Linked DNA regions of Homo sapiens: region 2 is linked to region 1. A link is a loop called in an ENCODE intact Hi-C map of the cell type or tissue named here. Cell type or tissue: heart left ventricle. All regions are shown on one strand. Links, peaks and the distances in the headings refer to the core of each region. The heading gives the core; the rest is flanking DNA.

Evidence for each region. Peaks named below come from ENCODE experiments on the same cell type or tissue, not always from the same donor. Only the 100,000 strongest peaks of a DNase experiment are listed, where the experiment ranks them.
Region 2: a loop joins it to region 1, with 4 times the contacts of the local background. A loop is called at or near these places in 44 of 110 quality-filtered maps.

The regions. Positions count from the first base shown.
Region 1 is chr2:127,589,037-127,594,842 of GRCh38, forward strand. It overlaps MYO7B (myosin VIIB), which reads left to right. Exons shown (of 48, transcript NM_001393586.1): 16 at 1,056-1,193; 17 at 3,758-3,910; 18 at 4,510-4,608. Among named protein-coding and RNA genes, the nearest start is that of MYO7B-AS1, 39 kb to the right of the region's middle. In heart left ventricle, for the core only: CTCF peaks have their summits at 2,614 (motif pointing right) and 2,822; DNase peaks (open chromatin) are centred at 2,625 and 3,736.
Region 2 is chr2:127,678,858-127,684,663 of GRCh38, forward strand. It overlaps a transcript of LIMS2 not described here. Among named protein-coding and RNA genes, the nearest start is that of LIMS2, 6.2 kb to the left of the region's middle. In heart left ventricle, for the core only: no CTCF peak of the experiment used is centred there; a DNase peak (open chromatin) is centred at 2,674; H3K4me3 peaks cover 1,827 bases; H3K27ac peaks cover 1,640 bases.

The sequences.
Region 1 (5,806 bases), core at 1,631-4,130:
GGGTGGGTGAGTGGATGGGTGGATGGGTATGTAAGTGGATGGGTGAATGGGTGTGTCGATGGTTGGGTGGATGGGTGAGTGGGTGAATGGATAGATGGATGGGTGGGTGGCTGTGTGGATGGGTGAGTGGATGGACGGGTGGGTGGGTGGATGGGTGAATGGATGGGTGGATGGGTGAGTGGGTGGATGGATAGATGGACGGGCAGGTGGCTGTGTGGGTGGGTGAGTGGATGGATGGGTGGGTGGATGGGTGGGTGGGTGGATGGATAGATGGATGGGTGGGTGGCTGTGTGGATGGGTGAGTGGATGGATGGATGGGTGGGTGGAATGGTGAATGAATGGGTGCATGGGTGGGTGCATGTGGCAGCTTATATAAGGGGGTTTGGAGTGGGAATGGGAATCTGGGGGGTCCAGAGTTTAGATAGGAGAAGTGACTTTGTGCTGGGTAGATGGTGGGGGCCACGCCTGGGTAGAGGGGTGGAGAGCATGGCCTTAGTGGGGCCATGGGTGGATGGGTGAGTGGGTGGATGGGTGGTGAGTAGGTGGATGGATGGGTGAGTGGGTGGATGGGTGGTGCGTGGGTGGATGGATGAGTGGGTGCATGGGTGAATGGATGGGTGAATGGGTGGGTGGATGGGTGGGTGGGTGGATGGGTGAGAGGGTGGATGGATAGATGGATGGGCGGGTGGCTATGTGGGTTGGTGAGTGGATGGAAGGATGGATGGGTGGGTGGGTGGGTGAATGGATGGACGCATGGGTGGGTGGGTGGATGGGTGCTGGGTAGGTGGAAGGATGGGTGAGTGGGTGGATGGGTGGTGGGCGGGTGGATGGGTGGGTGGGTGGATGGATAGGTGTGTGAGTGGATGGGTGAAGGGGTGGGTGGATGGGTGAGTGGGTGGATGGATACATGGATGGGTGGGTGGGTGGATTCTTGAATAGGTAGATGCACCACCCCACCTGTGGGGCCTTGGCCGCAACCCTTGCTGGCCTACAGGGTCAGCTGTCCCAGGACATGGCTCCTGAGACCCACTTGTGCTCTGTGCTTCCATTCACAGTCTGCAGACTCAAATAAACGGCCCTCCACCTTAGGAAGCCAGTTCAAACAGTCTCTGGACCAGCTGATGAAAATCCTGACCAACTGCCAGCCTTACTTCATCCGCTGCATCAAACCTAATGAGTACAAGAAGCCGCTGGTAATGACAGGAGGCTGGGGCACAGCAAAGGAGGGAGGAGGAGGAGGCTGATGGCCTCTAGGGTTGTGGTCACTCCCTCTGCCAGGGCCTGGCTAGCGTTAGAGCTGTTACTGCCCCTACCTTACAGATAAGTACACTGGGGTAAGGTGACCAGACTAGGTCATGTGAAGGTCAGTGACCTGCAGAGCTTTGGGTTGCTGAGACCTCAGTTCCCTTAGCTCCGCCATGCATCTTCTGTGCGTTCTTGGCCTGGCTCTTTGCTGCTGTGAGCCTCAGTTTTCCCTTCTGTTAAGTCAGACTTGCTCCTGCCTGCAGGAATGCACTGAGGGTTGGACATGAGGTTTGCAGTACATGTCCCATATGTAAACCACACTCAACAAAGGCAGAAATCAGTAATAGGACTTTAGAGGCTGACACCACTCCTTTCACCAGCCCTGCAGACAGTCAGCTTTACCTGCTGTGAGACGGTGAGGGGGTGAGAGCCCACACTCCCTGCCCACAACGGAGTCCCTGCTCCATTGGGTGGGGAGTCCCACCCAGAGGCCGCATATGCAGGGATTCCCCAAACTAGGAGACATCAGCTGAAACAATATAAAATGGTTTTATCCCCATAAGGGAATAAAAATATTACATGAAATTAAATGCTTTTTGGAAAGAATAAAACTATGTGAAATCGAGTTTGATCTGGGTGCAGTAGCTCACGCTTGTAATCCCAGCACTTTGGGAGGCTGAGGCGGGAGGATTGCTTGAGGCAAGCCTGGGCAACATAGTAAGACCTTATCTCTGCAAAAAAATTTAAAAGTATAAAAATTAGCTAGGTATGGTGGTATGTGCCTGTAGTCTCAGCTACTCAGGAGGCTGAGGGAGGAGGATCACTTGAGCCCAGGAGGTCAAGGCTGCAGTGAACTATGATCACACCACTGCACTTCAGCCTGGGTGACAGAGCAAGACCTGTCTCTAAAAAAATAAAATGAGGCTTGCCTTATGAAATCTAGGTTGCATCTTCCTTGAAGGCAAAATAGGCAGATGTGAGATAACCTATCTTGTTCCTTAACTGCTGGGAGAAGTAGCTGGGCTCCCAGAGACCCTTGGCTCGTTCAGACCCTGCCTACCTTGGGAGCTGGGAGTTGCAGGACAGGCAGGCAGGCCTGAGGCTGAAGCTCGGGGGTTAAGAGTGCCTCTGGCTGGGATATCTCTCATTGGTGGCTGCTCAGGGTTCAAACCCAGGCTCAGCCCCTTAGAAGCAAAACCCTATGCCTCAGCACCTCATCTTTAAGTTGGAGCCAATCACCCCCACCAGGTAGGAATGTTGTAAAGATTCAGTGAGAAACACCAGGCCCATAGGAAATCGTCAGTGAAGCGCAGCTAAACACTTACCCGAGGCTAAGCTCAGTGTGGCCTGGACCCCACCAGCAGTTGGCGCTGTGACCCTGCAGGTGGGGTAACAGTGCCTGCTGGTGGGTTTGCCACATCAGAGGGCGTTCCCCAGGGTCCCTCAGAGACTCCTGGCTTGTAGGTGGAGAGGGGCTCTCTAGAATCCAAGCCATGGCAGAGTCTTGGAACCCCTGCTGAAGCCTGACACCCCAGGGAAGGACATCATGCCATTTCTCTGCCAGTCACACTCGCCTCAAAGCAAAAGACGGCTCAGCTCCCTGGGGCCAAAGGCCCTCCACTCCTCCGCCCCAGCCACTCCAGGTCTCACTCTGACCTCCATCTCCAGGGAGGGAGAGACTAAGTTGATTAGGATATTTTCTGCCTCTGAGTAGATTTATTTTTTCATTTAACTATTGTGAGGGAGGCACCATGAAACTGCAAGTGCCTGCGGGGCAGCTTTCCACCCCGACCTATGTAGGCAAGGGGCGCTTAAAAACATTTTAAACTGGGCCAGGCGCGGTGGCTCAGGCCTGTAATCCCAGCACTCTGGGACGCCAAGGCGGGCGGATCATTTGAGCTCAGGAGTTGGAGACCAGCCTGGCCAACATGGTGAAACTCCGTCTTTAACTAAAAATACAAAACTTACCCGGGCGTGGTGCTACACGCCTGTAATCCCAGCTACTCGGGAGGCTGAGGCAGGAGAATCGCTTGCACCCAGGAGGCAGAGGTTGCAGTGAGCAGAGATCGTGCCACTGCACTCCAGCCTGAGCGACAGAACGAGACTCCATCTCAAAAAAATAAATAAATAAAATTTAAAAAATTTTTTTAAAAAAAGCATTTTAAACTGGGCATGTGCAGAGGACGTTTACATTCACAGCGCTTCGAGTAGTTGACAGTGATGGGAGTGCTGTGTTTCTGTGGGTGCCACAGTTTCCATGCTATCGACTTTTATCTCCTTGACAACATTACGGGTTTTTCAACTACTTGCACTACTCTCTTCAAAATGTAGCCTTACTGAAGTCGCATTTGTTTAGTTCTTCCATCTCTGGAGGACAGTGGGGGTGGGCGGGGCGGGGGGCTGGACACACTGACCTCTGGCTGTGGGCCCGTGCCCGGTGGTGGGGTGCCGGGAAGGGGGGTGGCTGGAAAGTGGGGCTTGCGCTGGGTCAGCGCCCGGTGTCCGCCCACAGCTGTTCGACCGGGAGCTGTGCCTGCGGCAGCTGCGATACTCGGGCATGATGGAGACCGTGCACATCCGCAAGTCGGGCTTCCCCATCCGCTACACGTTCGAGGAGTTCTCGCAGAGGTTCGGCGTGTTGCTGCCCAACGCCATGCGGATGCAGGTCAGCGCCCCTCGGGGACGGTCACCTCTGGCCATCCGCGGCCTTCCCCTCGGCCTTGGCACCTCCAGCCCCCAGTACCGAGGGGGTCTCCCGCTGCCCTCCCCGGCCCCAGCCTTGCGATGAGCCCTGTCCTTCCTCCCTCTCTCCTCCTCCCACCCTACCCTCTCCCTCTCCCAGCGCCGCGGAAGTGAGGGGGCTTTCCCTGGGGTCTGGGAGAGCTGGCGGCCGCAGCGGTTCCTTCTGGAACATGTCTGTAGTTGTACAGCAGACACGTTCTCTCCTACCGCGTCAGGGAGCCGAGGTGTGGCTAGAAAGCTACTGGGGCCCGAGGTTCTTCCTGTCCTGTCTGGAACCCTCAGCCATCCTGAGGCTGGGCCTGGCCTGGGCCGAGTCCCACAGCACATGGAGGCCCCGGGCCCCGAGTTCCCTCCTCACCCCAACCCCTATTCGAGGTTCCCGTTGTGCCTGTGCCTGGGCGGGGGTGGGCGGCAGCCCCTGATGGGGGAGCCTGTGGGAGAAGGAGGGAGACACCACCCCCAGAGAGCCGCCGAGGGGTCTCTGCCCCACCTCCCACCGATACCCCCGTTTGGTCTTGGCAGCTGCAAGGCAAGCTCCGCCAGATGACCCTGGGCATCACTGACGTGTGGCTGCGGACAGACAAAGACTGGAAAGCGGGGAAGACAAAAATTTTCCTGAGGGTGAGACCCCGAGGAACCAGCCAGCTGTCGGCCTCCTGCAGCATGTGGGCTTGTCAGCTCTTGCACCAGGCCCGGGGTCCATGGTCCATGTGCCCTGAGCCAATGACACTGGGCAGCAGCTCAAAGTGTGGTCCCCACCCTCAGGGCACCCCTGGATGTAGAACATCACGCTAGGGGACAATGAGGTGGTGGTGAGGGTACTGGGGAGGGCCAGCCCAGCCTGTGGAAGCCCAGGAGGCTTCTCAGAGGGGTACCTAGGGCAAGGCCTGAGGGTGCAGAGGAGGCGCCTTCCAGCCACAGGGCAGCACCCAGGAGCTCAGGGCGGTCTGCCGGTGTCCTGAGACCTGGCCTCCATCATGCTGGGAGCCACATCCTGCCATGCAGGCTTCCCTACACTGGGGAGGCCCAGCCTCTGCAGAGCCCGGAGGGCTACTGCTTTAGTGGAAGGGTGCTGTGTGTCAACTCTCCACAAAGCGACTTGTCCTTAGCGGGGCTTGTGCGAGCCTCACCACCACAACCTGCCTCCCCCAAAATGCACAGGGAGCTGAAGTCACACAAAGGAAGCTTCGGGGCCCTCCAGAAGTGCCATTTGGGTCAGAGCCACTGAGGAGGGAACCTTCCTGTCCCCTAGTCTCATAAGCCTCAGCGGGCCAGCACAGTGAGAGGGAAGAGGAATAACTGGGAGCAGAGCTGGGAGGATGCTTTGCCAGCTTGCCTGAGCTCCCACCCATCCCTGCTGCCCCTTCCTCTTCCCCCATAGTGCCTGCCCACCTGCCCTTATGTGTCCTCAGAGGGACGTCCTGGCCCCAGCCCTCGAGTCGGTCTGTCTGTCCATTTGGCTGTGCAGTAGTCAGGCTGTTCTGGGTCTCAGAGGCTAAGATGCGCGGGAAGAAGCAGAGTGGCTTCCAATTTAGTGGGGGAGGCAAGGCCAGCAGAGGGACCATCTCAGTGCACTGTGGGTTTGTCATAAATGGCTCTTATTATTTTGAGGCATGTTCCTTCAATACCTAGTTTATTGAGAGTTTTTTTTAACATAAAGCAATGTTGAATTTCATCAAAGGCCTTTTCTGCATCTATTGAGATAATCATGTGGTTTTTGTCTTTAGATTTGTTTATGTGGTGAATTACGTGTATTGATTTGCATATGTTGAACCAGTCTTGCATCCTGGGGATGAAGCCAACTTGATCGTAGTGGATA
Region 2 (5,806 bases), core at 1,281-3,780, 89 kb after region 1:
CTGGAGCAGGGAAGAGAGGTCCATTCTCCAGCGTAGATGCAGAAGGCTTGGTACAAATGGAATTTCAACTCTAGGGCTCCATGGAGACCCTGGGGTGTCTGTACCAGTCAGGAGCCCTCCAAGGGTAAGAGGTGGGACTGGCAGAAAGTGAGGGGGAGAGCAGGAGAGTGTGAGGTGCCACAGAAGCCCGGAGGGAAAGAGCTCCAGGGAGGAGGTGCGCCACTGCCCCGTGTGCACACTGCTGCGTGCAGAGGCCAGGGAAGCATCTGGGTTTGGGTCAAGAGCCGGTCCCTTGGAGTGAGGGGCCTGAGTCCAGCTGCAGAGGGGCAGGCAGGGCCCCTGCAATGCCTCCCCCAGGAGCACCCCTCCCTGGGGTCTGTGTAGATGGTGCTCCCCAGAGTGCTGCACACAGTGCCCCTGGGGGGAGAATGCTCTGAAAGGGGGGGCAGAGAAGAGACGGCAGTTGGAAGTGGGGAGGGGAAGGGGAGGGAAGGTGAGAATGCAGTGTCCATTCCCAGGTCTTATGGGATGGCATCACTGAGGGACATTCAGAGAGTGGCTTGAATCACACACTTAGTCTTCGCTGGGGGACAGTGGGGCTCTGAGGCTGAGGCTGGGCCACAGAGTGACATGACAGCTGTCCTAGAAGGTGAAGGAGGTGCAGCATCTCCCTGGGCACGAGCCTTCTGCCCTCTGGGGTTCAGGGCAGGTGGGCACCCCCTTTGCTGGGCAGGTACCCGAGTTTCTCCACCCCCCACCTTCTCCCTTCCCTACTCCAGGGGACAGCTACCTGAGACAGCCCAGGGCCCAACGCTCGTGGGAGCTGGGACCCAGGGCCAAGAGAGGGGCTGGGCTTGGTCAGCGTGGCTAATCAGCAGTAGGAGGCTGAGGAGAACCCGGGGTCTCAAAGTGCCTCAATGAGCCTCCGCCAATATCCAGAGCCACAGCCCTGTCCCCATGTGACCACAGGGAATGGAGAAGGCCTTGCAGCTCTCAGGAGGCCTCAGGGTCTCCTGCCACAGCCCAGGTCCTGGGGCAGGAGCTAGCATGCCTTCCCAACAGGTAGGCTGTTCATCCTGCCTGTTCCAAGAATGGCCCCGTGTGATGTGAGGCCACCCAGACGGCCACTCTACAAGGCCTGTGCCCCAAATCTGGTTAAGGCCTGTCCCTTTCAGGGCACTGGGAACTGGCAAAACACAGAGACCTGCCGAATATCAACACAAAGTTCAAAGCCTTCAGCCGCCTCCTGCGAGACCAAAGTTAACTTGGGAAGTGGCTGTGAGAACCCCCCGGGGGGGAGCGGGGAAGCACCTGCACAGCCGGAGCCCTCCCGGGCGGCTCCCTGGGCCAAAGGAAGAATAGTGAGCAGGACACCGCCCCTGGCACCCACAGGTTTCACAACACATTGAAAAGTAAATGTCTCTTTTTAAAACTAGGAGCATAAAACCAGCTGGGCACGATGGTGCATGCCTGTGGGCCTAGCTCTTCATGAGGCTGAGGTGGGAGGATCGCTTGAGCCCAGGATTTCGAGGTTACAGTGAGCTATGATTGTGTCACTGCACTCTAGCCTGGGCAGCAGAGCAATCTCCTGTCTTTTAAAAATAATCATAATAAATAAATAAAAATAAAAATATGAGCCTGCCCTCAGAACTGTCATTAGACACACCCTCTGACCAGCACAAAATGGCCTTACTTCTCCCTGTGCCACACGGCAGCTCAGTGAGAGAAGCTGGCGGAATGTCGATCCACAATTCTCTCAACATTTGCAGAACACACAAGAGACCCAGGGATTCTTTTCAGTCTGAGGGGAACACAGTGCCCTTCTTGAAAGTCTGATTTACTCAGGAGTAGAGGTGGACCATCGAGCTTCACAATTTTCCAAAGATGACCTGGCCTTGGAGTTCGGGAGGAAAAGGCCATCTCACTCTCGCCTTTGCTCTGGGACAGACTCCATTCATCTCATGGGTTTGGCTACCCGAGGGCAGCCCCCACCACATATCCAGGAATGCCACATTTTAACACCTCAACACATCATGCCGTCGAGTATCCAGCAAGAAGCCTCCTGGGCGCAGAGCTCCTCACCTGCGGGGCACCTGCCTCTCCCTGCCTCTGAGAGTATCTCTTCCACATACTGAGGGTCACTTTGCTTCTTTTTTCCCATTGTGACCTTCCCACTGGAGCTTGTTCCACTCTGTCCAGGGGAAAGAGCAGCTGCCCATCCCAAGCCCAGCCTATCCAAACGTGGCCTCGCCCGCAGAAGGCCCCGCGTGCGGCCACAGTGGGCTGAACCTTCACCGTCCCCATGCCGCCTGACGGAGGGCAGCCCCTCCAGGGCTGTTCCTTGACCCCAAATGAGCAACATTAGCACAACCACTCAGAGTACAGGGAATTGCAGGGGCAGCGCAGCGATTGGCAGGTGGAAAGGACCTCCCGGGGCCCTGTGCCCATCACAGAGTCTTTACCTCTGTGGCTGAGATGCCGCTCCGCCTCCTCGGGTGCTTCCTTCCCTGAGCGCCGCCAGCAACTTCTCTGAGGGAAATAGCAGCTGCCTGGCCCGCTTGGCACAGCCACGTGCAAGACTGAGCAGCCGCCAGGAGTGTCCGGCCACCACGGGGCACCCAGGCACGGCAGCTTCACCTCTCCCTGGGCAGGAGGCTTGGCCAGAGGTCCTTAGCTGGAGGCAGAGGCCGGAGGCACCTTGGGGTCAGGAGGAGACGGAAGAAGCCGCGGAAGGAAAGGCGGCCTCCCCAGGGAGGTGCTGCTCCGGGCCCAGAGCCAGGCCCACAAAACAAAAGGAGCAGCGGCTGCCCTCTGAATCCAGAGAGGCCGGCAGAGGGGCAGCCCCAAAATGAGCATTTCTCGAAGCCCTGAGCGCAGGAGCCCGGCCGAGTAGCCTGATGTTCACAGTATCCACGGACAGACTGCAAAAGAAGCCCCACAGTGAAAAGAATCCTGGCAACTAATTACGTGAACAACCCAAGAACAGCTACTAGGATGCTGTCTTGCCAAGTACTATTTTCCCTGAAAAGAGGAATATCTCAGGACTATTTATATTAAAATAACATAAATGAATTATTTTATAATTTTCTGCTATAAAACTTTCATTGTATTAGAAATGCCCAGAAGTAGAAAGAAGAAAAATCACCTCCAGAAGATGGGTACTGCAACACTTTGTTCACTTTTAACCATGTACATTTATTTTTTGCCTGATTGTGATCATTTTGTGGTTTGCAATCTTTCCTTTCCTTCCTTTCTTCCTTCCTTTCTTTTCTTTCCTTCTTTCTTTCTTTCTTTCTTCCTTTCTTTCTTTCTCTTTCTCTTTCTTTCTCTCTCTCTCTCTTTCCTTTTCTTTCTCCCTCTCGCTCTCCCTCTCTTTCTTTCTTTCTTTTTTTTTTTTTTTGAGACAGAGTCTTACTCTGTCACCCAGGCTGGAATGCAGTGGCAGGATCACAGCTTACTGCAGCCTTGACCTCCCAGGCTCAAGCCATCTTCTCGCCTTGGCTTCCCAAAGTGCTGGGGTGATGGGTGAGAGCCACTGGGCAGCACTGGCCTCTGTTTGCAATTTCATATCAGTTTCTTCATAAATAAATGGCAGCTGTCTGCCTCTGCATCGTATCAGTGCGCATCAGGGCTGCCCTGGGTCTTGTAGCTGAGAGGCACCACTCACAATGTGCTGTGCCCCAGGATCTCCCTGGTCTTGTGCTATTTGGAAGAAGGAGTGCTGGGATTTATGTAAACTGTGTACATGATTTCTGTGTCCAACTTTTATGAGCACAACTGGTTTGCATTTTCAGTCAAATTTTATACCCCTCCAGCGGGGGACTATTTGCTTTTACACAACACGGAGCCCAACAGAGAGCCAGCTAGAGATAAAGCAGGCACTAGAAGATGTGTTGAAACCAGTGATGTATTACTCTATAGCCACTTTGGATTTTTAGAGACAGAGTCTCACTCTGTTTCCTATTCTGGAGTAAACTGGAGTGATTATAGCTCACTGCAGCCTCAAACTCCTGGGCTCAAGCAATCCTCCTGCCTCAGCCTTCTGGGTAGTTTGGACCACAGGTGTGAGCCACAATGCCCAGTCCCATGTATTGTTACATTTTTAAAAATAACCTACCCGCATGTTATAAATATGCTATATGCCAGAGTGTAAACTGCTCAGTAAATATTTACAGTGTGTTGTTGTAAACATTCTTGGTAAGTTTCACACTTGTATGAGGAGCTGCCTAAATGTAGAGTGTATATCATCCTGTTTTGCTCAAAGAATCTCAAATATCACTTTACCCAACATATCTATTCCTGAACTGGATTTGTATAAATAAAAAACAGTTTGACCAGTACCTGTAGCTCTAACTACTTGGCAGGCCCAGGCAGAAGGATTGCTTGAGCCCAGGAGATCTAGCCTGCAGTGAGCTATGATTGCACCACTGCACTCCAGCCTGAGTGTCAGAGTGACACCCTGTCTCTCATACAAATATTTTTTTAAAAGAAAGAAAAATAATAACAGACTCTGTTTGAAAACCAATTCACTCTCAAACTCATTTTTCATATTCCAGATGTTACAGTATGGTATGAGGCCACCACTTCTCTTGTTGGCCTTCTCAGTTTCTCCCCAACCTCCCCTTTTCCCTAGTTTATAAGACAGGAGAAAAGGGAGAAAGCAAAAAGTTGGAAAGAAACAGAAGTAAGATAAATAGCTAGACGACCTTGGCACCACCACCTGGCCCTGCTGGCTAAAATAATAATAATATTATTAACCCCTGACCAAAACTACTGGTGTTATCTGTAAGTTCCAGACATTGTATGAGAAAGCACTGTAAAACTTTTTGTTCTGTTAGCTGATGTATGTAGCCCCCAGTCACGTTTCTCACGCTTACTTGATCTATTATGACTTTTTCACGTAGACCCCTTAGAGTTATAAGCCCTTAAAAGGGCTAGGAATTTCTTTCTCGGGGAGCTCGGCTCTTAAGACACGAGTCTGCCGACGCTCCCGGCCGAATAAAAAAAAACCTCTTCCTTCTTTAATCTGGTGTCTGAGGAGTTTTGTCTGCGACTCATCCTGCTACAACAGCTGCACACTAGCCTGAGATCTGCCCCAGGAGAGGCAGCCTGGGAAGCCCACAGTGCAGTAAGTTGGCCCGGCACTAACGTTGATCTGCCAAATGGGCATGTGCACAGGGCTGACCAGCTACGGGCAGGCCCACCGCCTCTGCCACGTACCCCCAAGAGAAGCTGCAACCCCACTGCGCTTCTGTCCATGTGGATCCAGCCCATTGGTGTGAGGTCAAAGGGTGAGGGAGATCAACCACACACCTTCTGCCAGACGTGGGCAACGCAAAGACACTTGGAACCCATGGCCTCTGCTGGACAAGAAGTGGGTGCAGGTGCTGGGGAAGAACAGGGCTGGGCCTGCATCTGATGTTTACTCTGTGAGGCTTAAAAGTGTTGTAACAGTCTGAAAACATATGCTAATGGAGGCAGCGTGGCACGGTGGATCCTGGAACGTAGACTACAGAGCCGGGCTACTTGGGTTCAGATACTGTCTCACACTCACTGTATGATCTTGGACAACTCCTTCACTTCTCTTGGCTTCAGTCTCCTCATGTATAAAATAAGGTTGATAACAACAGTACCTTCCTCATAAGAATGTTGTAAGGCGTAAGAAAACTCATATGTGAAAGTGGTTATCAAACTTTTTGGTCTCAATACCACTGTCTTATACTCTTAAGAAGTGTTGAGTATATCAAAGAGCATTTATTTATATGGGCTATATCTATCAATATTTACCATAATAGAAATTTAAATG